5 separate regions of the Homo sapiens genome follow, and regions 2, 3, 4 and 5 are each linked to region 1. The links are chromatin loops, found by intact Hi-C in ENCODE. Cell type or tissue: CD4-positive, alpha-beta T cell. All regions are shown on one strand.

Region 1 (5,000 bases):
GTATCTTATGCAGACAGAAATATATCCTTTGAATAAATAAGAACAGAAACCAGAGTATGCAGTGTCATAGAAGACAAAAGAGAAAGGAAACTTCAAGAGGAAGAGAGTCCTCAACAGGCTAACTGTGGCACATTAGTCGCATAGGGTATTGGCTATTAAAAGACCCCTTGAACTTGGAAGTAAAATTTGAAAAAGTCTTTGATTGAGGGGCAATGGATAAAAAATAGCTTATGTGGTGTGGATGGGGATGTTGGCCAAGAGCAGACTTATTTGGGGTTTCTGGCAGGAAAAAAAGGAAAAGGAATTTACAACAGTAGCTTTGATGGAAAATTATTATCTTTATAATATAAATTTCTAGGTTTATCTCTAGGAAGAGGGAAGGTCTAAGGATCCTGAGAGGTATAGGAAGATGTGAAATCATTTATTGAGTACCTACTATATATCCCTCACTCGTTTCAGCACTAGAGACGCAGCAGCAAGAAAAAAAAAAGGTAAAGATCTTTGCCTCTCATAGTTTACATTAGAGTAGGAAGAGACAGAAAATGAAATAAGTAAAACATAAAATTTGTTAGATGCTGATATGTGTTATGGAAGAGAAATATTCTCAATATTCAGCCTTATGAGGAGGAGAAATACCACTTTCTCCAAGAAATATGGTAAAAATGTCAGATGATACTAGAGAGATGCTCTAAAATGGAGGGAGGGGAGAGGACAATTGAGCCATTTTGTAGAGAATGTGGCCTTTTACTCTGCTTTTGCCTAACACTTGTCTTAGCATATGTTTTTCAACACTGTACTGGGCTCCTACCTCTTTCACTATATTTATGCAGGAATTGACACATGTTGGAGGATTAATCGTTGATGTACAATCTTGGTCCCTTTATTATGGACGGCAATAAAATTCACAGTAACCAAGGCAGTACATTTTTCAATTACACATTATATTGTTTCATTAGCTGTCATACGTCACCTGCACCTACCTATCAACTAGCACTTTTTACTTCATTATGTGCCCGCAGTCATCTTTTAGTGACAATCACTGTATCCTGAATTGTCATAACAAGCCCTAATCTCAAGCAGCAATCCATGTTTCAGCTGCATTTTAGAACACATTTATGTATATGATTTCAGCAAATGTAGTTGAGTGCAATAGAATTGATTCCATGTCCTCCCTTCCTCCCCACCCCATATTTGTATATGGTATATATCTTCCCATTATTGTTTCCAGAGTAACATCACACTTTTCACTGCGAGTTGGCTCTACATTTGTGGACTTAACGTAATGGCCCATAGTGTTTAAATAGGTTGCCCAAAGTCACTGAATATATCAAGGTCTTGGTCATGGTGTTTCTAGATTGGTTCTCTAGAGTAGTTAGCAATTTTAGAGACAGTAAGGCAGGCCTGGAAAGGGTCTGTGAAAAAGTTCCTTAGAAAAGGGGATGATCTTTAAAAAAAGCAATCCATTCAGCCTGGACTAAATTCTGCCTCATGTGTCAGAGCCTATCATTTTCCTTCTTTTTCCTTTGGAGTTCTATTTGTGCAAGACCGTAGTGTCATTTCCAAGCTTTAATCAAAGATATACAAATACTCACAACTGCATTAATACCATGTCTATTTGATGATGCAATCTGTCTCTCCATCTGAATTCTTGCATGTGACGTGTGAACACTCCCAGTCCCAAATTTGCTACCACTTTGCTATAGATGCCTGAAATCGAGAACCCCATAGCATCCCTGTCTTGAGACCTTGTCAGAGTTTCACTCTCAACTAGAGATGTAGTTTTCCATTCCACTTCAAGTAAACTCAAGCCTTAGTCCCCTTTGCTTCCAGCTCTTCCTTAGCCAGGTCTGGAAACCCTGCTGAACTTCCTTCTGACTGCCTGGTGTTTTCTTAAAACAGACTTTCCCCACTCCTCCTTGGCCTGAAATATTCCAAAACAACATTCTGGGAATTCCCAATTAGAGATTCTTCCTCACTTCTTATATAACCAGTGAAGCTACCAATGCCATTCAGGATGTGGCCAATTTTATATCCTCTCATTCCTTTCGATTTTTCCGGTTAAGCTAATTTAATCCCTTCCCCACCAACAATCCCTTTTCCCAAATCCATATTCATAGTCTTCTTAGTAGGAGGTAAAGGGCATTAAATCCTAAAGGTTTCTGCTAATTTTCCCCATTCCTCTTTTGCTAACAGGGGAAGGCTTGTGTTTCCGCTGGGTTTGCTAGCAATGGGATTTTTTTTTCTCTATTCCTTAACACGGTTCTATAATTAATGCATGTTTCTTTGATTCTACATTTATATTTAACACATTTTAAAAGGTACAAAATGCGTTTTAAAGACGCTTCCCGATCCCTTGTGATTATTGGAGCACAGAGGAGCCATGTAAGGATCATGAGAGGAACTCAAGAAGGAGGGGTGGGCTACTGCCAGACTTCCCAGAGCAGAAGCCATGTGAAGGGGAAGTTCACTGACTTGGAAACTCTTGCACCACCTGCTGGTAATTTAGGAAAGCAATTATATGCCAGACGGGGACTGACGTACTCACTGTGGTATTTGGGAGCAACCACACTCTTTGCGTATCATTTTATCATCAGAGTCTGGAGGGCTGACAGATGCGGAGCTTGTGCTGAAACTTATGGAAAACTTAGTTTTGGCATCTCACACTCCTGGAAAACTGGCTAGCTTAAAAAAGAACGCTTTCTCCTCTTTTCCTCAATCCACTCCAACTCAACCTCAGCCTTGTGAGAGCTAAGTTTTCGAACGCCTCTCTATTCGTTCTACTCCGGTGTTGCTTCCTTGGCAAGTTCCTGAGTGGGCTCTTTCTCTCCAACTCTTGGAGCTCATTTTCTAAGAATAATGTCTACTTTGTTGTCCATTGACAGTGCCCTGGGGCATTCACATGCAAAGAGACTTAGAGACCAGGATAATTTCTGTGGCCTACAAATCATGAAAGGGGATGCTCTGGGGAGAGAAAGGAAAGAGTGCAAACTGAAATGGCTTTTCTCCTTGCATCAAAAATGCCTTGAGCTGCATCCCTTAACACCTTAATGGACACCCAACAGTCACTGCACTGATAAGGAAGCTACTAGAAGCTACTTAGCACAGAGTTATCACTCAATATGACTGACCATCATTCAGTAACTCTGAAATGTAAAGGATCCAGGTAATTTCTGTGGCCAATAGTTCTCAGCCCTCCCAATACATAGAAAGCACCTGGGCGCTTGGCTTATTAAATTGGTAGATTCCTGGGCACTGTCCCAGGGATCCATTTTATACCTCACATTTGGGCTCTGGAATCTGCACTTCTAAGAAAGCCTCTGAATTGTTCTGATACAGACGATGCTTAGACCACACTTTAAGGAACACCGCAGAAGTGTTTCTTATTCGCAGAATAAAAGGTTTCATTTCCAAAAACTGTTTCGCCAATTAGATCTTCTGTTCATTTATCCCACCTTCTTTACTATTGCTGCTTTGGAAGAAAATCAGATTATTGTTGGAAAATTAGAAAACACAGGTGAATAAAAATGAAAAATCAAACTCACATCCAGAGAAATAACTCATGCTAAACTGTTAATTTTTTGTGTATATTCTTAAAAAATGTATACATACACATAATATAAAATATTTGTGTATATGTCTATACTTTATAGGTTGTTTAGTTCACTTAATAAATCATAAATGTCTTTGCATACTGGCAAATCCATAATATCTTCATCATCACTTTTAATGGTTATTCCATTAAACAGATGTATGGTTATTCAGCCAGTGCCCTAACATCGAATATTTAGATTTTCTCCCAATAGTTCTATCTTATAAACCAAACCTGTGATGAGCATTTCTGTACATATGCCTACTTGTTCAGTCATTTCCTAAGGACAAATTCCTAGTAGCAGAATTATCAAGTCAAAGGATAATAGATTTTAAGGCTTTGATAAATTGCCAAATGTCCCCAAGAAATGTTTCCTGATTTACTCTCTCAGCGGCACTCAATAAAAATGAGGAAACACCCCTTCCCAATCTGGATATTATAATTTAAAAAAAAACTATTCCCATATGCTTTGATAGAAAAATTGTTTCTATTGTTTTAATGCGCAGTTATTTGACTCATAGAATGAATCTATTCTTTCTTACTATATGTTTGCCACCTAAGATTCTTATGTTACGAGCTGCTTTTTCATATGCTTTGTCCACTATATTTTTGAAACATTTGTCATTTTCTTAGTTAGTAGGAAGAACTCTTTACACTAACACTTAACAGTTTGTTAACTATATTTTATGTGAACACTTTGTTCACTGCATATGTGCAAATATATTACATATATTAACACTGTATTGGCTACATATTTGCAAATATTCCCAGACATTTTAAATACTTGTTGATAGTATTTTTAACTGGTTTGCTTTTATTGTTGTACAAGTATGATTAACTTTTATAAGGCAAAAATGTATCATTATGTTTTTAGAATTTCTGTCTTCAATGTCATATGTGACAAGACCTCTCCTCCTTCAAAATTATATAAATATTCACTCAAACTTTCTTCCAGTATTTTGTAGTTTATTTTTACACTTAGATCTTAGATTCATCTGAAATTTTTGTATGTGGAAGAATAACTTCATTTTTCATATTGTCAGCCTGTTGTCCTAATGGTTATCTCATTTTCTGTGAGAGAAAAGTTCTAAACAGCTATCTCAGTTACATACATATGCATGGTCTGGGAGAAATGAAACGAAGCAAAACATCTCCTTAGGAGGGTGCTCCCTGACATTAGCTCTGTGGAAAACTTCCTGTTGTAGTGGATTTTTGGGACTTCCTAATATATATCACTTCTGGAGGAAGCCATCCGCCTCCCCTTCCCTTTCCTTCTCACGATCTACAGATCTGTAGGTTTCCAAAGGCTGTTGCATCTCAGATAAATTGACAAGTAAAAGGAGAAGATAATGTAAGGAATTCACTATGATTAAATATTAATATTTTATTTGTATACTCCGGTTCCCTTCCA
Region 2 (5,000 bases), 630 kb before region 1:
GCCAAAAGGAAAGGGAAACTCAGAGAAGTTTCTTGAGATGGCCAAGGTCACACAGCAAGTGAGTAGCCACAAGTCCTCATTTGTGGGTCCAACATTGTTTTCTTTGAAGATCACATGTTGCTCTTCTCTTTTTGGTGGACGCCAGAGTCTTCCGGGGGACAGTGACTTCAAGTGACTTAGAGACAATCAGATCCAGGACACCCAGGGATGTCAGTAGTGGGGACCCTGAGACTGGCTACAACCCTGCAAACTCTTTCTGCTCTCTGGTCAGAAGGGGTAGCTGTTAGGTCAGACATAATTTGACTCCCTGCCATAGGAGATGAGTTCTCCTAGAAAGGAAAGAAAGTTTATTTTGGTAATATTTTCTCCTCTGCATCAATCTTCCTAAATTTCTACTATTTTTTTCCTTGTACCAGGACTAGCTGTTTACCTAATTATTCTGCCAATGAAAGTGGTTAAGGGTTGGACAGAGGAGGCAGAAATAGATTGCTCTAGAAGGAAAGAGAAATGTTGTATTTTCCCAGAGAGACGCAGATTTATTTCAGTTTTAGTATCTCTTATTCAAATTCATCAGAAGTAATTAATGAAAGCTAGAAGAAGGCACGCACACACACAGAGACACACACACACACTCCTTCCTAGGATTTTTTCATTCTTACTTGAGTTATGTTGAGCTGTTTGGTCTATTGGTTCAGTACCCCAAGCCTAGTGCAGTATTGTCATCCCTTGCTTTACAACACAGTCATTATATCCCTAAACCACATTGTGATACACAGTGCCTTCTGTTTACGACTCCCGAAACTCCCACTCCATATATCACCTGCCATAAAACCCATCAAACTGCTGCTACTAAAATGGTGCACAGTGGTCTAAGCAGGAGCCAGGCAAATTGTGTGCTACCCTACTGTGGTTAATGAGAGTGAAAATGTGGTTAGGATCTTATTCAGGCGATGTTCATTTGCAGGGCCATTGTAGTGAGATGGCAAAGAAAGATTCTTTTGTTAAGTTGAGTGACAATATATTTTCTATTGTATGGAGTGGCTCAGTGCAGAGTTTGCCAAGTTATTTGTCAATTGTAAATAAGTCAAACTGTGACCTTGAGTGACTAGATTTTCATTACTTAGGGGTCTTGAAAGCTAATTAATATACTGAGGTTGTTATATCGAGTATCAGAAACCTGTTGCCAGATTTTAAAGTACAGTAGTGCAATTCGACTCTAAAAAAGACAAACAAAAGTTAAAATAAAATGTCCCTTTTCTGTATAATAGGTACAATTTATTGTATCTTCAGCCTAGGGATTTTTTTAAAAATGGAGATGGAGGAGAGGAGAAAGGGCATTGTACCTTTTGAATTTTTTGTGTTCTCCTGAAACTTGCACATATGCAGAAAATTCATAGCAATATCTGTAACCATCAATGAGTCACTGAAAGATTTGTGAGGATCTTCATTCAAAAATAATAAGAGCAATTAAACATGGCTTTGTTCTTTAAATAAGATTAATTCTAAGAATTCTCACTCCTCCTCATACCCTCTCCTCATTTCCAACTCAAGAGCCAAGACATTTTTATCCCAGAGACAGGATTTCTTAAAATGATGCAGTAAATACAGGTATCTTACTCAAGGAAAAATAACATAAACTTCTCACTTGTTAATCCATAACTTATCTATTGTCTTACAGCTCTTTCCTTCCCCTTGAAATAACTGAATGTACAGCATGGTAGACATTTACTGCAAATGATATTAGAAAAAATTTTTTTTCCACCAGCCTTGGTCCACTCATGGAACCTTTAAAGAAAAAGGAACATGGTGTATATACAGCATGTCTGATCTCATTAACTCATTAATTCATCACTGAGAGCCGAGCATACCCAGAGCTCCCCCTAGGCAATGTCATGGAAGCAGAGCTTGTCCCTGGCATGCTCTTGCCTCTCTATATTGATCTTCTCCATTGCTTCCCCAACCAGTTGTGGTCCTGGAGCTGCCCCTGCAGTAGCATTATCATTGCCAAAGCTAGCTTGGGCACCCCACAGAACCCTAGGTTCTCTGCTTATATGTTATTCATTCGATACACACAGAAATGCTATGAGGTGGTTTCTAGAGTATTTCCCACTTTACAGATGAAAAGAAAAGAGATAATCCCATAGAGATTAAGTAATTTTCCCAAGGTCAGTTAGGTAGGAAGAGGCAGGACCTATTGTTCCCTCTGCGCTTTCTCTTCTTCCTGATCACCTTCTCTGGGGGTTCTCTCTGCCTCGTCCTCTTTCCAAAAATGAAGCTCTTCCTGAGAATTTCATGCTATGGCCACATCAGAGAAATCACTGGGAAAGAGGCACTATAGCCACTTCATAAGTACTGCATGCTGGCCCTGTGTGCAATGAACAGATTCCTTAGAGGTTCCTCTGTCTATGTTCATATTTCGGCAGCCCTAATCATGGAAGGAAGGAGAGCCAGTATTACCAGAAAGGACTAAATAGAGACTGAAATAAATGTCCCACCTACAAAGCTTTTGTGGGTGATACTGGTACATTCTATGTGTTTTCAGGAGGCTTTATTCATCAACCCCAGTACTGCAGCATCGTAAAGCTGAGGCAAACAAATCATTCAGGTATACACAAAAGGGTAAAAAGGGGAAATATGATTCTCTGTGGAATGACCACAGGCGATGGGGCAGAGTTTTCAGATTGGACGCCTCTGTGATCTGCTTGATTTCTTTACGGAAAATCTGATTTCAATTGAGTCATATAGCTTTAAAAAAAATTCCAACTCCAAACAGTGCCACATAAAGGAAATTAAACTATAAAAAGTGCATTAAGGTAAGGGTAGGGATCTAAGTTACTGGCCCAGAAACAAGTCAAAATCAAAGTTGAGAACAGAACCCATAAGTTGCTCTTGTTGGAGATTACAGATGCCACCAGTATTTACAATTGCTTGATATAAAACAGTCTACCTTGCAATGGATGCTGACATCATTAGCATGGCACTTATGACTTAGGGCTTTCCAAGTACTTTATAAGCATCCCTTCCTTTTTCAGTTCTTTTGGAAAATCAGAAAAATAGAAAGTACCGTGATTCGTGCCACGAGGATAGGAACACTCCAATTGGAAAGGGATTCTAACCATGAAGCTTAGTGATGATTTGGATGTTTGCAAGGGGTATTGTTGGCTCTCGAAAGGCTTGGATATATTCTCTCCTTGACTCAGCTGTCCCATACTTTGTAATTTATATTTCTGGCATTAGAGATATGCATTAAGATAGGCAGTTGGGTAAAGATGACTATTAATATTCTAGCCTTGGTGGTGCCACTAATGAGCTATATGACCTTGGGCAAGCCACTTATCGTCTTTCACATGCCTGCTGTCCAAGGATATTTTGAAGATCAAGCAAAAAAATGATGTGAACAAACTCAGTAAAGTACAGAGCACAAAACCATTGCATTAGCATTGTATAGGTGAAAAAGAAAAACAAACAGACATAATTTAAAAAGTTGGGCTGAGAATGGGCCAGTGTTTTGCACGCATGTAAATGTAATATCAAATTTAATACAAGTACAGTTGTACCCTTCCTAATTATTTCTTACACCTGGATGTGGCCCATGGGAAAATTCTCTCAGAGGCCATGCATTTAGGGTCTTGTATATTTTCAGGTTTCCTTATTAAGTAGAAACCAGAAGCCTCTTTATGTCTCCATGGGGACACCTCCAGAGCTTGTATCAGCAAAAAAGAAACCATAACCTGAGGTGTTGGGGTGAGGACAGAAAGCATGAAGGGGCTCCACCCCAGAGAAATGGGAGCCCATTCCATCTGGCTGGTCTGGTGTGCTGCTGTGGTCTTCTCCTGGACATGGAATGTTCATTATGTTTAAAAGGAGCTTTGCCTTTTAAAGGAAAAAAGAGTTTAGAGGGGTGTGTGTGTGTGTGTGTGTGCATATGTGTGTGCAGGCATGCATGTATATGCGTGCATGCTGTGTTTATATATACGCTCTTGATCAAAAAGTTTTGAGTCTTTCCATTAGAAGTAGGAAAAAGTACCTGAAAGGGAGGAGAAGGAAGAATGGAATGTCTTTTCCAGCTAAAAAAAATTGTTAGCCTAGAGATGTTAATTGAACATCTGAAGACAAAGATAATTGTACAATATGTTATCTGTTATGTCTTCTTTTTAAAAAGGTTGGACATGGCTATGCTTTTTATTCTCAATTGCTAATTTTTTTCAGACTCACCACATCATTCATTTTTATGGTTAACTCACCACGATTTTGTCCAGTTTTGAGCTGGGTTTTTTCGGGTTCGGGAAAAGCCTGAGCTATGGTAAGTGACCTGGAGAAACTTATGAACTGGTCAAAGGGGAGATATTTGTTTTAAAAAGAGAGCACAGAGGATTTGCAATTAAGTGCTACATCAAGTGGCAAAGACAGCCCACCTTCGGGGGTTCAGAGAAAGGAGAATTCCAGTTTTCTAGGTACTCGACGTTGAGGATTAGGGTAGGGAGGCCTCCTGGAAGTGCCGGAAAGGTGTGGGCAGAATTTGGAGAGACTCACCTCTCTAAACACCTGGGTTCTGAGAGCCTGAGACCAGCAGAGGGAGTATGAGGTAATAAACAGCTTTGGTTTGAGAAGTTGACTGTGATCTTTGGAGCTCAGGGAAAACAAGGCAGTGAACAAGAGTGTATCATCCACTACTCTTATCTTCCCTTACTTATCCCTGATACCTTTCAAAAGTCCACTACGTCTCACTCCTGTGCCTCATTTACAAAATTTGTTTCATGATTAAATGCAGAAACAAACTTTAAACCAAACTAACCAAAAGAGCCCACAAGCAAACAAATAAAAACTAGATAAGGAAAACACAGTAAGATTAAATTCTTAATTATTCTTTCAAACAACTTCAGTCCTTTGGACTCCCAGTTATTTGGATAATCAGGTAATATAAGGAGCTCACAGAATACTATATCTCAGAGACCTGTCGATTCAATATTTTCTCTGCCTTGGGAAATGGGCTGTTTAAC
Region 3 (5,000 bases), 1.3 Mb before region 1:
ACATGGAAGGATGCATCCGCCCTGTTTCTACAGAAAACAGGAAAACCAGCTAACCCACTTCATGCCTCGTGCAAGTCTGAGATGCATTTCTACTCCCTTCCCCACTGCTAGGGAAATGCTGGTCATGTTCTTGCTGCCCGGCCAGGCCCCTCCTGTTCATGCCTCAGAGGTTCATCAGAGATCTAGGATAGGGACTGGGGTTAGGTCTTGCATTTTTGGAAGTTATTGTTTATAAATTGGTCCTCAAGGGTCCAATGGCAAAAAAAAAAATGTATATTTATATATAGATTTTGACTCAATAAGCTCTCTCTCCCCTGCTCTCCTGCTCCCCAAATCAGATGCTTTGCTCCAAGCAGGCAGGTGAACCAGGATTCTCGAATGCTTACTGCACAGACCCAGCCACTTACACGTGTGCATGTTCACACACACATATGCATGCTGTCACACACACATGCACACACATGTGAATACACACATTCCCTTCTTAGGCCAAAGCCATGCTTTCCCAGCCGAGTTAAATTTTCTCCTCTTGGGGGAGGCTTTCCCAGCCGTTTGCTCTCCCTGCTCTTAGGACTCTAGCTTTTTCCATTTGGCATGCAGATCACGTCTTCTTTATGATCAGGAGAGACTCTTTAAGCACCTAAGGCAGCCCTGCTGCCCACACTCCTTCCAGCCCAACCTCAGGAGTGCTGAGCTTTCTGTCTCAACATTTTTCCATGACTCTGCAGAGCACTTCCAGGGAAATAAAAAGTTTAGGGTTCAGTTTAATACAGTGCCAGGTATTCTACCAGGCACTGATGGAGGCACTGGGGGGAGGTCACAAAAAGGATGATGGTGCTGTCCCTGCCTGGAGGAGCTCCACTGGCCCAGTGCATTTACCTTGGCTCCTTGGCCAGATTTAAATGCTCTGGGAGGCCATCCACAACAAGGCCCAACTCTGTGGCTATGCCACAGAATCAAGGCTCTGGTAATTGGAAGTAGCTTAAATGTAATCAATTCTAACTTGGTACATGGCTCTAGGTTAAATTTGTTGGAGTACTTTGGACTTCGGTTAGAGGATGGGGTGGAGTGTTTAGGAGAGAAGATTGGGTTGGAAGGACACAGAGTGTCATTTCTGAGAGCTTCAACTCTACCCATGGCTTCTAAAATAAGCCAGAGGGTAAATGCTACTTTTCTGCTATCTTTCTGGGGTGAGCATTTTCAGAGACAAACATAGTTAGAGGAATTTACTCTATGGTAAGAAGAGTTTGGCCAACTGAATCAGGACAACGAAGACATTTTCTGTCCTCACCAAGACTGCAAAACCTCACCTGCTGAACTGGGTCATTCAAGCTAAAAACAAAAAACAAAACAAAACAAAAAACCCTTCCTGACCAAGCATCCTTTGAAACATGGTTTAATTCCGTTTCTGTGACTTGTAGATTGTTCATGTACTCAGGGTCCCCAGAAGGCAAGGACTTGGCATTTACTTACCTTTGGCTTCAGCAACATTTGCACATGGTACATATCATAGACTTTTTTTTTTTTTTTGAGATGGAGTCTCACTCTGTTGCCCAGGCTGGAGTGCAGTGGTGCAATCTCAGCTCGCTGCAACCTCTATCTCCCGGGTTCAAGAGATTTTAGTCTCAACCTCCCGAGTAGCTGGGATTAAAGGCATGTGCCACCACGCCAGCTAATTTTTGTATTTGTAGTAGAGACGGGGTTTCGCCATGTTTGCCAGGCTGATCTCCAACTCCTGGCCTCAAGTGATACTCCTGCCTCGGCCTCCCAAAGTGCTGGGATTACAGGCGTGAGCCACGGCGCCTGACCGACACATTTTATTAAATATATCTTTAGGTTGTTAAATGCTTTGGTTTTGAGTAGGTAATATGTGCACATGGTACGAAAGTCAAGGAAGTCATGAGCCACCCTCCTAGGTCACCAGGGCAGGTACGGTAACCACTTTCCTTTGTGACGTTCCAGATATATTCCACGCATATGCAAGCAACTACATCACTAAATATTCTTGATCATGGTATTTTTATTCATTGTACATAGACAAGTCTGTCCACCTCCTTCTACTTTTTCTGCTGGCGACGGCTCAGTTGCATTTACTGGAAGTGGTTCTGTGTTCACACAGCACTTAGTATACAAAAGAGAACGCACCACAACAGTACAAGCAGTCGTGGCCACGATGACACCAGCGTCCCCGTGGAGCTTGGAGCCACGCTTGGTGGTTCGCGCCTCCGCGCCTCCGGGGGCGCAGTGTCCAGCTCAGGCCGCACGATGGCGCCCGCTTCCTGCGGACCCGGCCCACGGCGGCGGCACAGACAAAGACGGGCATCGGGCCTCCCCCGCGGGGCGGTGGAGGCGGCGGGCGCCCCGGGTGGCCGAGGCCGCCCCTGCGCGCCGAACCAGGCAGCTGCCGCCCGAGTCTTTGTCCTACGCTGCTCGCCCTTGTGCTAAAGGACAAGCAAAGAGGACGAGGGGAGCTGGCGGCTCCGGCCAGGCATCCACCCGACTCCCGTCCCAGCTCTCACACCCCAAAGCCCGGCCCCGCGCGAGCTGGGGTGGCTGCAAGCGCCTGCGTGGGGACGACCCCAAAGGCCTGCCCAGGAAGCTTTCCTCCACCTCCACACCTCTGTAAAGAATTTTCCCGGAATTCCGCACTGTGGAGGTTTTGCAGCACTGCCCTGACTTCCCATTTGAAAGGCTACAGGGCCTGGGTGTCCCGGGTGCAGAGGAGACATGCATTTAGGTTGACTGCAAACTCGTGAGCATCTGGGCCTGGCTGTTCCAAGCGCAGCTCTGCAGGGGTCCAGGAAAACTTCTCTCCTCTCGTGTTCTGGCACCCTCTAGTCCCGCAGTCCAGTAGAGTTTACTGGGATGATGCCAATGTTCTGTCTCCACTGGCCAATATGGTGGCCACTAGCCACACGTGGCCATGGATCGCTTGAGGTGTGGCTGAAGAACTGAATTTTAAACTGTATTTAATTTTAATAAACTTGAATTTAGGTAGTCGCATGTGACTAGTGGGTTTTGTAGTGGGCCCTGCAGTCTTAAGGGCTCAAGTCGATCTGAGCACTAGAATATGTAGTTATGTTGTTGACAGTAAAATTTTATAAAGATTCACATACAGCATGGATCATGTGCCTGTTACACCCGAAAAGATCCTGGAAGTGGCTGGGGGGCTGGGAAAGAAAAAGTGGTGCCAGCTGAGTTTATTTTGTCTGTTTAGGGAGATGGTTAGGGGGTGCCCTGCGTGTGGAGTAACGTAGCATGAGAATGAAGGTGAAGATGAAATAGGTCCTTACAATGCCTTGCTAGTCCTGCGAATGGGACTGCCTAATCTTTGATCTATTGTTACAGAAAGTTTGGGGCTAATCACTGTCATCTATTAAGTGGCTAAGTATATACATCCCACACATTGGGTTCTTGGGACAAGATCATCCTACCAGAAATAATTTTGAAGGAACCTGGGATCTTCTGCGGTCTTGTGTGCTCAGAAGGAGGCGTGGAGGAGTGCCGGTATCTGCGGGAGCTTGACCGTCCAGCCTGAGGTTCTGTCACTGCTGTTTTCTCTGGGCATGTGATAAATATGAAACAATGGCAGTATCATTGTGTGTTAGGGTGGTGTTTATCTGTGGGATGCAAGACAGTCCTGGGTAGAGACACTGGGGAATTAGAAGTGTTTTTTCATGAGTTGGAATGTCTTGGTGGCAAGCCAACTTCTCACTCATCATCAGAGCAAAAGTTGAACATAAAATTCACAAGTTACCTGCAGCAGCAATCATCAGGGTTCTGGTACCTCAAGAATGCCTCGTCACCTGTCTCCTCCAAGAATGTAAACCAATCAACGACTTCCATTTATTTTTATTGAAAATAAACATGTATACCTTCTTATAGGTTCCTTGGTCTAGTGTATTGAATCTTTCCAATAAGCAATGCAATTATGTGACTGTTTTCTAAAATCTGAGGTGGATGCCACCTTTTAGCATCCACCTTTTGATCTTCCAGGTAACATTTGTGTGTGTGTGTGTGTGTGTGTGTGTGTGTGTGTGTGTGTGGATAGAGGTACATGGTGGGCAAGGGGCAAAGACAGATCAAGAAATATTACATTCTCCTTGAAGATTCAATATGCCCTTTTACCTATTCTAAAGCATCCAGAAATAGACCTGTAAGTGCTGACATCTTATTGCCCTACAGCTGAGGTGTCCTGGCAAGGCTCCTTGCCCATAGTAGGCATTCAATAAATTTTTGGTGAATTTTATGTAAGAAGGGAAAATGGGCCAGGATTCCATATCCAAGCTATCGTTGTGGGCTGTCCATCCATCTCTTTTTGTTTTTGTTTCTTTTCCCCTGGAGATGTTGCCGACCACAAATAAAGAACAAGGGGGAAAATAGTTAAGCACACCTAGAGCTGCGTCCAAACAAAAGAGGAAAGAGACTAAACAAACCCAAGGTTTTCTATTTCTCCCTGAGCCAAGTAATCCCTTTGATTACATCTAATACCTGCCAAAACCCAGATGGTGTGCCCACCCATCTCCCGTGTGATAATGCCACATTGTGAAATCTACCTATTAATATTAATTGTCAGTTAGAGAATCTGTCTGAACTACTAAAGCTTGAGATTGCCTTGAGAAAGCAGGCCCTGCTTTAGCAGGGATTTTAAGATAATTCTCATTCTTTCATTCTGTATCTCACATATGTAGAATGTTAAACAATAGCCTGAGAATGCTTTTCTAATTTCGGTACATGCCTGCCTCTTGCAATCCAGGTCTTAAACCACTGTTCATTTGGGGTCTACACCTGCTGACCAAAATATTACCTTAAACTGCTGTGGGCTTGCCAGCGACATGTAAGCACACACTGTTCACCATATAGAGAGAATTTTAACTCCCTGGGAGCTGTTTGAATTGAATGTGCCCTAGCATGTGATGCTCAACTATTTCCTTTTTATTTTTCTCCCTCTCAGTAATTGACTTGGTAATCCTTGAAAAGTATTACCAAATCTCAGTTTT
Region 4 (5,000 bases), 850 kb before region 1:
ATTTACTTAAAAACCTTAAACCAAAATCATTTAACAGATTGGTTCCTGTTTTATGTAAAATTTACCCATGAAAGATTAAAACTAGAAAGAACCATTGATACCACTTATTCCAATCTTCTCCCCATTTTACAGCTGTAAAAACTAAGGCTCAGAGTAGTGAATGAATTCACCTAAGTTCACAAAGCTCATAACTGGTAGCAGTGGAGCTGGTGAAATTGCTGCAGCCTTTGTTGGCCTTCCCACTCATATCACCACAGCCTCTGTAATGAGGGCACGGAGTGAGTAGATTTCAAAATCTCTTCAACTCTAAGGGATGATGTTTCTCTGTAACTCCTCATGAACTCTCTGATGTTGCAATTTATTTTTGTCCCCACTTACGAGAATGGAAACTCTGTGATGGTTAGGTCTGTATCTGTCTTGTTCTCTACTATATTCTTCTCATTTATTGAAGAAATAGTGCATGTTTAAAAAAAACAGATGTTGAATGAATGAGCTGAGCTGAGGTTCAGAATCTTTGCCGACTTGACATTGTAGGTAGCTGTTGCCAATTAATTGCCACTAGCTTTCTAAAAACCTGTGGTGGACATATTCCAAGGCTTCCCCCCATAATCCTCACCTCTTACTTTTCACACCTTTGAGTAATCCTCTCCCCTTGAGAGTGGAAATGATCTGGAATTTGCTTCTACTAACAGAATACAGCAAAGGTGTGTAATTGCGTGTCCATGATTTCATTACGTAAGATTGTGATAGCTGTCTTTCATCATTCTCTTTTGGTGACTTTGAAGAAATAAGCTGCCATGTTGAGAGTTGCCTGTGGAGAGGTTCACTTGCCAAGGAACCTATCTGGATGACAAACAGATGAGGACTCAGTTCCATAGTGTTCAGTCTAAGGAACTTAGTGCTGTTAACAACTGTTTGAACTTGGAAGTGAATCCTTCTCCAGTTGAGCCTCAGATGAGACCCCAGCCCTGACAGTCCCTTGATGGCAGCCTTATAGAGGATCCAGCTAAGGTAAACCATGCTTGTCCTGATTCACAGAAACTGTGAGATGGTAAACGTATGTTATTTTAAGCTGCGGTTGTAATTTGTAATCTAATAACATGTAAGTAATATATAATCTATTTACTATCCCTTATCTAGATGCATTTTTTTTTCGTTTGAACATTCACAAAATAGCAATCTAAACCAGGTTTGGAGTACTCTAAATTTAACATCATAATTTAGGAGAAATAAAGCTGTTTTGAAGGTGAAAAAGGTTTAGTTTCAGTGTGTGTTCTGTTGACTCCATAAGGCTATTGTGTTTAGCTCTTTTTAATCTACTGATGCTTATTCATGGAGGTTAGAGTTCTCTTCTCTTTACTTCTGCTCAGCATTCAAACTAATGCTCTTTACTTTTGCCAGCATTCAAACTAATTCAGAAGAGAGCCTGGGCATGGAGTCAGAGTGGGAGCATTCTCAGATATGCTCCCTATCTTTGTTTATATCCAAAAATGGCTCTCAACATTTTGACTGGCAATTTGGCTACTTAAATTCCATATTACAAATCAAGCAGTAGGTGAGCAACAAAAGTGCCACTCATTAAACAGTCCTCTTTATTTAAAATGGTTTGTTTTTGTCGACTATGTGTGTTAGTAAGGGTTGACAAAGCCTTTAAAAAAAATAAAGGCAGTCAAATGATTTTTTGAGTCTAAATGATCTTACTGATTTTTATCACTAAATTTTATGGGTTTGACAGTTTCTTTGTGCAGTGAAATTGTGCTTTTCATTTCAAAGCCAAATAGAAATAAAATAGATTATGTGTAATTTTGCATCGTCCTTGTCCTATCCCACTATTTTCATGAGTAATTGATGATATCATTATATTTTACTTTACAAAATCATTTGTTGTTTAATAAAATTGGCTTTATGTCGAATCTAATTTTTCCAGCTGATTCTATAAAAAGTTACTTGGATATTCCTAAAAGTTACCAAGTAATGAGTTGAAAATATTATATGAAAACAATGCTAATTTGGTAGCCAGGTCTGTGGGTTCCTCAAGATATATTGAGTATACTTTTGCAATTACTGTAGAACGACAAGATTCTTGGCAACACTTTTCTATCATTGCCTCCTTTATCTCTACCTGTTCTAGATGAAGGAATACGTTTTACTCTGGAGAATGTCCTCACTTCTTAGGCTTCTTTTGCCAGGCATATTTCCAATGCCTAAGAGAGCTGGCCTGCAATACCTAATTCTACCATTAGGTGTTGCTCTTTAACATATGATATGGAGCACCATGGATTATTTTTCCCCCAAAGTAATTTGAGGGCACAGAAGCCTCAATGGTTTTTAAATTTTGTATATTGGTCTTTTGATAAGTTTGCACTGAAGAAATATTTGCTCTCTAGACAAATTAGAAGCCATAGCGCTAGCCTGAAAATTTCCCAAGTTTGTTAATTGAGTTTTTGTAAAGAAATTAGTGAGCCATTCTAGCAATGCTAAAAGACTTCACTTTTACAGAATAACGTTTTCTTTTTTTAAAAAAAGGTATTTTCAAAAAGAAAATATATTAAATATACTAAAAATGAAAAACTTGGCAAGTATCTTTGAAATAATTTTTTTATTGTTGAAATTTTCAGTCTCATTTTTCTGATTAATCTAGAAATTATCTGGACATTTTGATTTCACTAGTAACTGCGTAAGTTTTCCAGACACAATTAATTTTTTGAATTTTTTGGGAGAAGTAAAAATATTATGTATTTTCCAAAACCGAATAGTAGAAAGAGCTATAGAGAAGAAAGAACTTTTACTAAAAGGGTGGCATTTCTAATCTTTGTACTTCTATATCAGACTAGGGATTAACAGTTTTGGCGGCTGCAGCAGCACTTTTTTTTTTTTTGGTCACCTACACAATAGATCAGAGGCAATGATTCAATGCTGAAATGGTCTCATGTTCCATGAAAACTTGAAGAAGGATGTCAGAGTGGCTCAGACACAATGTTTTGTGACAGTAAGCAGCCAACAGCTCTTGGCAGAAGCTGTGAGACTTACAGGTTAACTCTGGGTGTTCCATTAAGGCTACTAGCCCATCTATGTCAGTTTCTGGAAAGCTACTTGGGCAGAGGAAGACAAGAGTTAAACCTGGGGTGTAGGAGAGAGGTATAATAAAAATAAAATCCACAGAGCTCACCATATTTCAGCATATGGATTCTTATGTTCAGGGATAAAGTTATCTTGAGAGGAGGGTTTTTTTTTTGCCCTTTATTCTTTACTTTTTCTTTCTTTATAGAAAATATTTGCTGATTTCAGAAAATTGTTTCCTGTGAATGAAACTCTTCACTTTGGGGTTGATATGTTGTGACTTATGAAAATTTGAAATACCTGTTATGGATCAGCTCTCACTTAGCAAGGGCTGTATTTGTCAGGTGATGATTGAAGTTGTAAATCAGTATTCTTGAATCTGGAATTTCCTATAGTGAAGCAAATCGCTGCAAACATCAGCTTTAAGAATATAATAAAATGAAACAAGCAGTAATAATAATAAAAAAAAACCCTTGACAGGCAAATTTGGTGTTACACGTTGTGCATTTCTTTTCAGTCTCTCAAACTTTCTGAACACTATAATTTGTTTGTGCTGCTGCATCACCATCATCAACGATATAGGACTTTATTAGCTCTTCTCTCTTAGGGATGTCTTTTTTTTTTCTTTAAGAGAAAAGAATGCATAAAAGTTCTTCCACTTGAATCTGTGTGTAATCACTCTTCCTAGCCAAAGTCATATATCACTTTAGTTTGAGAAAGGAGATATGAAAGGGAGAACATAAATAAAGGGAGGAATGGTGAAAGGGAGGGAAGAAGAGAAAAAGGAGGAGGAAAAGGAGGAAGAGAAAAGAACTCAGGAACAAACTTTCTTTTGAAAAAGTAAAACATCAAGGTAATATTATTATGTCAATGAGGCTGAGATAATTTTCAAACTTCCATGGCTACCTACCCTTCCAAGTTTATAAACTCTATCAGAAATATTAGGTTGATGCAAAAGTAACTGTGGTTTTTGCTATTACGTTCAATGGCAAAACCAGCAATGACTTTTTCACCAACCTAGATAGCTCACATTTAGAGCATAATGTTAGTAAACAACAATGTCATTCCTTAATTGTCTGTGGGGAAGACTTTGTCTTTGCCTGGGAAGATGGCTGGATGGTCATATTTTTAACACAAATGTCTTTAAACATTCGAAGCGAATTAAGATGACATCAGATGACAGGTGATAGAAAAGTGGCTTTAACAGTCTGTTTGGCTGGAGTAATGAGTTATTAATGGCCTAAGCTGATCATTTAGTCACAGGTCTAAAGTCCTTGCCTACTTTTACTCTCTAGAGGTTGAGATCAGCTCATCCAACAGTTGTCCAGGGGATAGAGGAAAGGTAAAATGTTGAAGGTAAAATTTCCCACCAACGGGTGGTGGGAAAGCTTACATTGACTGTTTTTCTGTATTAACAACCATTTTGTCTATAAATCTAAAGACAGACTCATCAACTTTTCAAAAAGAAAATGTGGTGCCATGCCATTTGGTCACAGCATAGGAAGCCAAATCGAGGTTCTTTTCTCACCTGGTACCCTCTCCCAGTCCTGAATCCCCAAGTGTTCTTTCTCTTTGTTTACTAATACTTTGTCATCTCAGTATTCACTCTTTGGTTATCTTTCCTAGTCTCTGTCTTTTCTCCTGAATTGTAGACGAGGGGAACGAAAGGCACAGGTAGATAAGAGCGGCGGGGTCCATGGGTTCCCACGCCACCACGTTTAGAAGTTCCTGAAAGTCAGACTGTGCTGGGAAGGCAGGGAGGTGATCCCGGCCTCACTATGAAAGTACCTGAACCCACTGTGTGGAACCATCAGCCAGGGGGCTGCCTTGTGCCCAGAAAAGGGCCTGAAATGTGCTCACTGGCTTTCCTTGAAGGCTGTGAAACAGAAGAAGCAAGAAATGAATTAGCAGGAGAATTTGAGAGTTGAGATGAAGGAAGA
Region 5 (5,000 bases), 1.3 Mb before region 1:
AGGACATTTTGTCTATGGTAGATAGGATTTTGAAGTTCCTGGGAATCTAAGTGGTTTACTTTGTAAGTCTTTGTTCATGTACCAGACATTTTCCTAAGGTTCTACTCTGTGCTGAGGGAGAGAAAGATGAAAATGACAGAGACTGTGCCCTATAAGCTCTAACAACTTAGGACTTGGGTGATGTGGTGGCTTTTATGACATATATACAAAGATATTATACACACATATATACACAGATATTATATGGAATATACACAGAGAGACATGTAATTGTTTCCCCCTGATGGAAGTGGGTGTGGAGTTTATAATATGTAGGTTAAATAGCAGTGCAAATGGCCCATGTTTCTTAACTATTTAAAAAATGAAATAAAATAATATAATTTTCAATTATTGAGTACTTATTAGTGAGCAACGCAAATACCCATGTCTTTTTCACTGGCAGCAGCAACTGAAAATATATTTGTGGAATTCATTCCTTGATTCAGGAAATGTATTAAGTGCCTACTATGTGTTAGGGAACCAAAACAAAAAATTGGCTGGACGCAGTGGCTCACGCCTATAATCCCAGCACTTTGGGAGACTGAGGTGGGTGGATCACGTGAGGTCAGGAGTTCGAGGCCAGCCTGGCCAACATAGTGAAACCCCCTCTCTACTAAAAAAATACAAAAATTAGCCTGGCATAGTGGTGGGCACCTGTAATCCCAGCTACTCAGGAGGTTGAGGGAGGGAGAATTGCTTGAACCTGGAGGCAGAAGTTGCAGTGAGCCAAGATTGTGCCACTGCATTCCAGAGGTGAAAGAGCGAGACTCCGACTCAAAAAAAAAAAAAAGGCACATTCACAAATACATGCTAGGAATAGTCCATAATATTGCCTACAAAACAAGTGGTAGCACAGAAAGCTCATTTCTCAAAAGTAACTAGTTAAGCCATTTGAAAACATTATAAAAACTGTGATAGAGATAGATGATCACAGATATCTATGACCAGACCTCATTATTTACCATTCTCATTTATGGGAAATCAAGTTTTTCTCCAGAAAGTACAAATCTGGTGTCAGAGTGACCAGAGCTGTGTTGCCTCACATAGATCCTCGCTATAGGTTTAGAACCGCTCAAATTAGTAATATGAAGCTAGGGCTATACAAAATAGGATAATAGTGTGCATTTGTATGGCTTTGGCATGTGTGACTGGTGAACTTTATGTGACATGCTTGTGCCTGTGTATGTGTGTCTTACCGCCTTAAAAAACAAAACAAAACAAAACCAATCATCCAAAAGCAGGGACCACATCTTATGTTTGCACAGTGCAGTGCTCCATAAAGAAGGAAAGAATAACAATTCTTAGGACCAGATTCTTCATTTTATAGGAATCTGGAGGTTCAGATAACTGAACTTGTGCAAGGATTTTTTTTTTTTAAGAGAAAGAGAAAACAGGCAAATTGTGTGCAACTGGGAATGGGAGAATAGAGAGATTTGTTTATTCTCTACTAAGCTGCCAAAGAAAGATGACAGAGGGATAGGTATTTTCTCCTAGAAAAGTTCCCTTTGCTGAATTTGACAAGAAAAAACCAAAAAAGACTATTGACTATCACACACAAAAAAAGTCTTAATTTCTAGAGAAGGGACCAGAATAGTCTGGGCTGTGCAGTGCTCTCTGGGAATGACTGGCATTCAGCTGGAGTGGTTATGGGGTTAGGCAATTATGGGGTTTATGAGACACTGGTAGAGAAGGAACTTGAGCCTGGTGACATGTTTTGATGACTGCTTCCCTTTTGTCACTCATTGAATTCCAGAGGAGACCAACTAAAGCTATTGTGAAGTGAGAACGATCAAAGCCTGTGGTCCTCAGTGGCCTAATTTGGTGGTCTGATCCCAGTCAGAGGGAATAGAGGAAAGGAACTGCTCTTCTGAAAGTGAAAAGATTTCTGAATGCAGATGTGGTTGCTGCATAGCTCTTGGTGGGCCTTTCTGTGTGAAGTCAGTGACCTTAGGGTCTGCCAACAACATCCAGCCAAGGTCACATTTTGGTGGAGGTGCCATGAGCTGCATGCATTTAAAAACTTCACTTTAACTTGTCCGCCACCTGATGTTTATGGAGTGGCTTTTCTAAAGCAACAAGATTTGGAGAAACAAAGTGTTAGAGCTTCTAACCTTACCCCATCTTTCATCCTATTTCTACTGCCCTCTGGTGGACATGTTAATTAGAGAAACTGCCACTCCCCACCCCATCAGCACTACCTTCTCCATCACCATCACCACCAGTATCATCATCACCACCACCGCCACCTCTATCGCCACCATCATCATCATTACCACCACCATCCTTGTTTTCCTCATGCATATACTCAGCATCGGCCACATCATCACCCATAAACATTAGTTTCATATTATGGTGGTGGTATACCAGGTTAATAGTACATATTTCAAAACTCTGGTCCACCGGATTATACAAAGTAAATTCTTCATCAATCTGTCAACAGTCAAAGTCAAGCAGAGAAATACATGGTGTTTGTGTACAGTCCTTGGGTAACTCAGGATGACTGCACCATGCTATTGCCTTCCAAACAAACCAAGTGATGCCAGGAAAGCTGTACCTTTTATGAAATAAGATGTGAATACTAACTCTTATTTTTACCACACAGTTGGTAGACAGGATTAAGATGATCTGAGGTGCTTTATTTTTCCTTTCTGGTAAGTTCATACTTTTTCATCAGAAGGTAGCACAGAATGCATACCTCTGTGTATATGTATGAGGTCGCAACATTCCTTGGCATATAGTCTTGATTTTTAAGTTGTTTCTTTCTGTGTGTGCGCCTATATATATGTAGGAACACACACACCCACACATACATACTCCAGGATAAAATAATAAAAACTTATAAAATCGCAAAGAGTACTTGTCCAAATAAAGGACTAACTGCCTATAAAATTTCCTTTCAGGCAGTGAAGTCATAGCTGGAAGTTGGCAATAAGACCATCTGAAACTACTAAAAACATTCTGAAATGTTCTGGAGGAGAGAGAGGGAGAGAGAGAGAAACAGAAGAGATAGAGAGAGAGAGAAACAGGAGAGAGAGAGAGAGAGAGAGAAAGAGGAGAGAGAGAGATCCAAAAGCTTCCTCAGCTGAGTTATTCTGCCTTTTATAAAACAAGTTCACATCTGGACTGATAACTTGAATTCTACCCAGTGCCATTTAAATAGCCCAAGTTATAAACCTCTTAAACTTGGGGTTTATAATAGAAACACTGACAGACCCTTAACTATAGTGCCTCTATAGTAATGAAAGCACAACTATTTCATTATAGCAGTGTCTGGCAGGGCTGCTATAATTAAGAGTCTGTCAGCGTTTCCATTATAAACCCAAATTTTAAGAGGTTTTTAACTCACATTGTTTTAAATCACATTGGGCTGAAGCTGGCTGTACAAAATGTCAGACCAGATGTGTGTGTGTGTGTGTGTGTGTTGCTTTTTTTTTTATTTACGAGAGAGAGGGAAAGAGAGAGGCATATAGGTGAAGGTTGTTTTTAAGATTGGGTTTGAAAAACACGTATTAAAAAATTATTCCCTTGCTAAAGGTAAAAGATGCATGGGGTAGGGAAGCATAGAGAATCAAGTTTGAAATACCTTTTATTTTTGGTTGTTTTGATTGTATTTTTTTTCCTTTAAAAGTAGTCTCATTTGAGAAAGCAGTTTTGTACGTATCCAAAAGCAATGTTAAAAAAAAAAAGAAATCATTTGATACCAGCTTATTGATACTGGCTTATTTGGAAGATATTTGATAATGTATGCTGCTGGAGACGATGGAAATATCTTGTATTGTTACTTGTTCAGCTGCTCTGATATTCGAGATAATCTTTTCTGAGCTCACCATCCTTGGTGGGAATCACTTTTATGTTTAAACACACTCTTGGAATAGGGTTGCCTGATCAAAGCCTTATTAGTTTTGGGGGAAAATGAATAGAATTTGGATGGTTATGTTGGTTTCATGTATGTGGTGATAGGATTTATTAGTTTATTATTTATCAAATTATTATTTATCAGATAACTTTATTAATTTATTATTTATCAAAGACCATTTATTGGACATCTACTGTGTGCTGATTATTGCATTAGGAACTCTCTAGTGCAGTACATTCATTGGACTGGCAGCATTGCCCAGCACCTCTGTGTCTTTGATGTCAATATTAGGAAGCTAAACTGAGCATTTCATTCAGTAGCGTTCTAACTAGAACTCTTTGTCTCTTCCAAGGGGCCCCTTACTTATGTGGTAAGACTACTGCTCCCTCTTCCCCATACATTATTGACTTAGCACACAGCAGCCTCATCTAGAGGAAAGTATAGACTTAGAGCAGGTTCAGCTCGCTCCTTCCTTCCTCCCTCCCTCCCTTCCTCCCTCCTTTCTTTCTTTCTTCCTTCCTTCCTTCCTTCCTCCCTCCCTCCCTCCCTCCCTCCTTCCTTCCTTTCTTCCTTCTTTCCTTTTCCTTTTTCTTTGGATAGGTTCATTCAGGTGTTTGAAGCGCTGACTGCTAGCTAGCTAAAGGCCCAGGGAGCCTGGAGAGAAAGATGCCAGACTAATGGTTCTCCCAGGAGCCTCCTTGAGAGATGTCTGTGCCTTTGTAGAAGGTATAGATACTGTCCTCCAGGGACCTCCCAACCTGTGGGTCACACTGGGAGTAGAGGAGGAAAAAGAAGCTCATCCTCTTCCACAAGCAACTCCCTAACATTTTTATTATTATTTTTTTGAGACAGGCTGTTGCCCGGGCTGGAGTGCAGTGATGTGATCTTGGCTCACTGCAACCTCTGTCCCCCAGGTTCAAGCGATTCTTGTGCCTCAGCCTCCCAAGTAGGTGGGACTACAAGCATGCGCCACCATGCTCAGCAATTTTTTGTATTTTTAGTAGAGATGGGGTTTCACATTGTTGGCCAGGCTGGTCTTGAACTCCTGACCTCAAGTGATCCTCCCACCTCGGCTTCCCAAAGTGCTGGGATTACAGGTGTGAGC

The links. A loop is a pair of places that touch in the nucleus more often than their neighbours do. Peaks named below come from ENCODE experiments on the same cell type or tissue, not always from the same donor. Only the 100,000 strongest peaks of a DNase experiment are listed, where the experiment ranks them.
Region 2: it touches region 1 in a loop (4-fold over the local background); 3 of 110 quality-filtered maps call a loop at or near these places.
Region 3: it touches region 1 in a loop (25-fold over the local background); 29 of 110 quality-filtered maps call a loop at or near these places.
Region 4: it touches region 1 in a loop (8-fold over the local background); 13 of 110 quality-filtered maps call a loop at or near these places.
Region 5: it touches region 1 in a loop (7-fold over the local background); 56 of 110 quality-filtered maps call a loop at or near these places.

The regions. Positions count from the first base shown.
Region 1 is chr2:59,299,504-59,304,503 of GRCh38, reverse strand. All of the region lies in intron 2 of LOC105374754 (a long non-coding RNA gene), which reads left to right. Among named protein-coding and RNA genes, the nearest start is that of LINC01793, 84 kb to the right of the region's middle. In CD4-positive, alpha-beta T cell, no CTCF peak of the experiment used is centred here; a DNase peak (open chromatin) is centred at 2,493.
Region 2 is chr2:59,932,095-59,937,094 of GRCh38, reverse strand. No RefSeq gene overlaps it. Among named protein-coding and RNA genes, the nearest start is that of MIR4432, 450 kb to the left of the region's middle. In CD4-positive, alpha-beta T cell, no CTCF peak of the experiment used is centred here; no DNase peak of the experiment used is centred here.
Region 3 is chr2:60,579,247-60,584,246 of GRCh38, reverse strand. No RefSeq gene overlaps it. Among named protein-coding and RNA genes, the nearest start is that of BCL11A, 28 kb to the right of the region's middle. RefSeq lists silencers at 2,138-2,287, 2,266-2,555. In CD4-positive, alpha-beta T cell, CTCF peaks have their summits at 2,021 and 2,249 (motif pointing right); a DNase peak (open chromatin) is centred at 2,286; H3K27me3 peaks cover 1,627 bases.
Region 4 is chr2:60,149,658-60,154,657 of GRCh38, reverse strand. No RefSeq gene overlaps it. Among named protein-coding and RNA genes, the nearest start is that of MIR4432, 240 kb to the left of the region's middle. In CD4-positive, alpha-beta T cell, CTCF peaks have their summits at 2,050 and 2,249; no DNase peak of the experiment used is centred here.
Region 5 is chr2:60,558,154-60,563,153 of GRCh38, reverse strand. No RefSeq gene overlaps it. Among named protein-coding and RNA genes, the nearest start is that of BCL11A, 7.0 kb to the right of the region's middle. In CD4-positive, alpha-beta T cell, CTCF peaks have their summits at 1,964 and 2,169 (motif pointing left); DNase peaks (open chromatin) are centred at 1,703 and 2,203; H3K27me3 peaks cover 791 bases.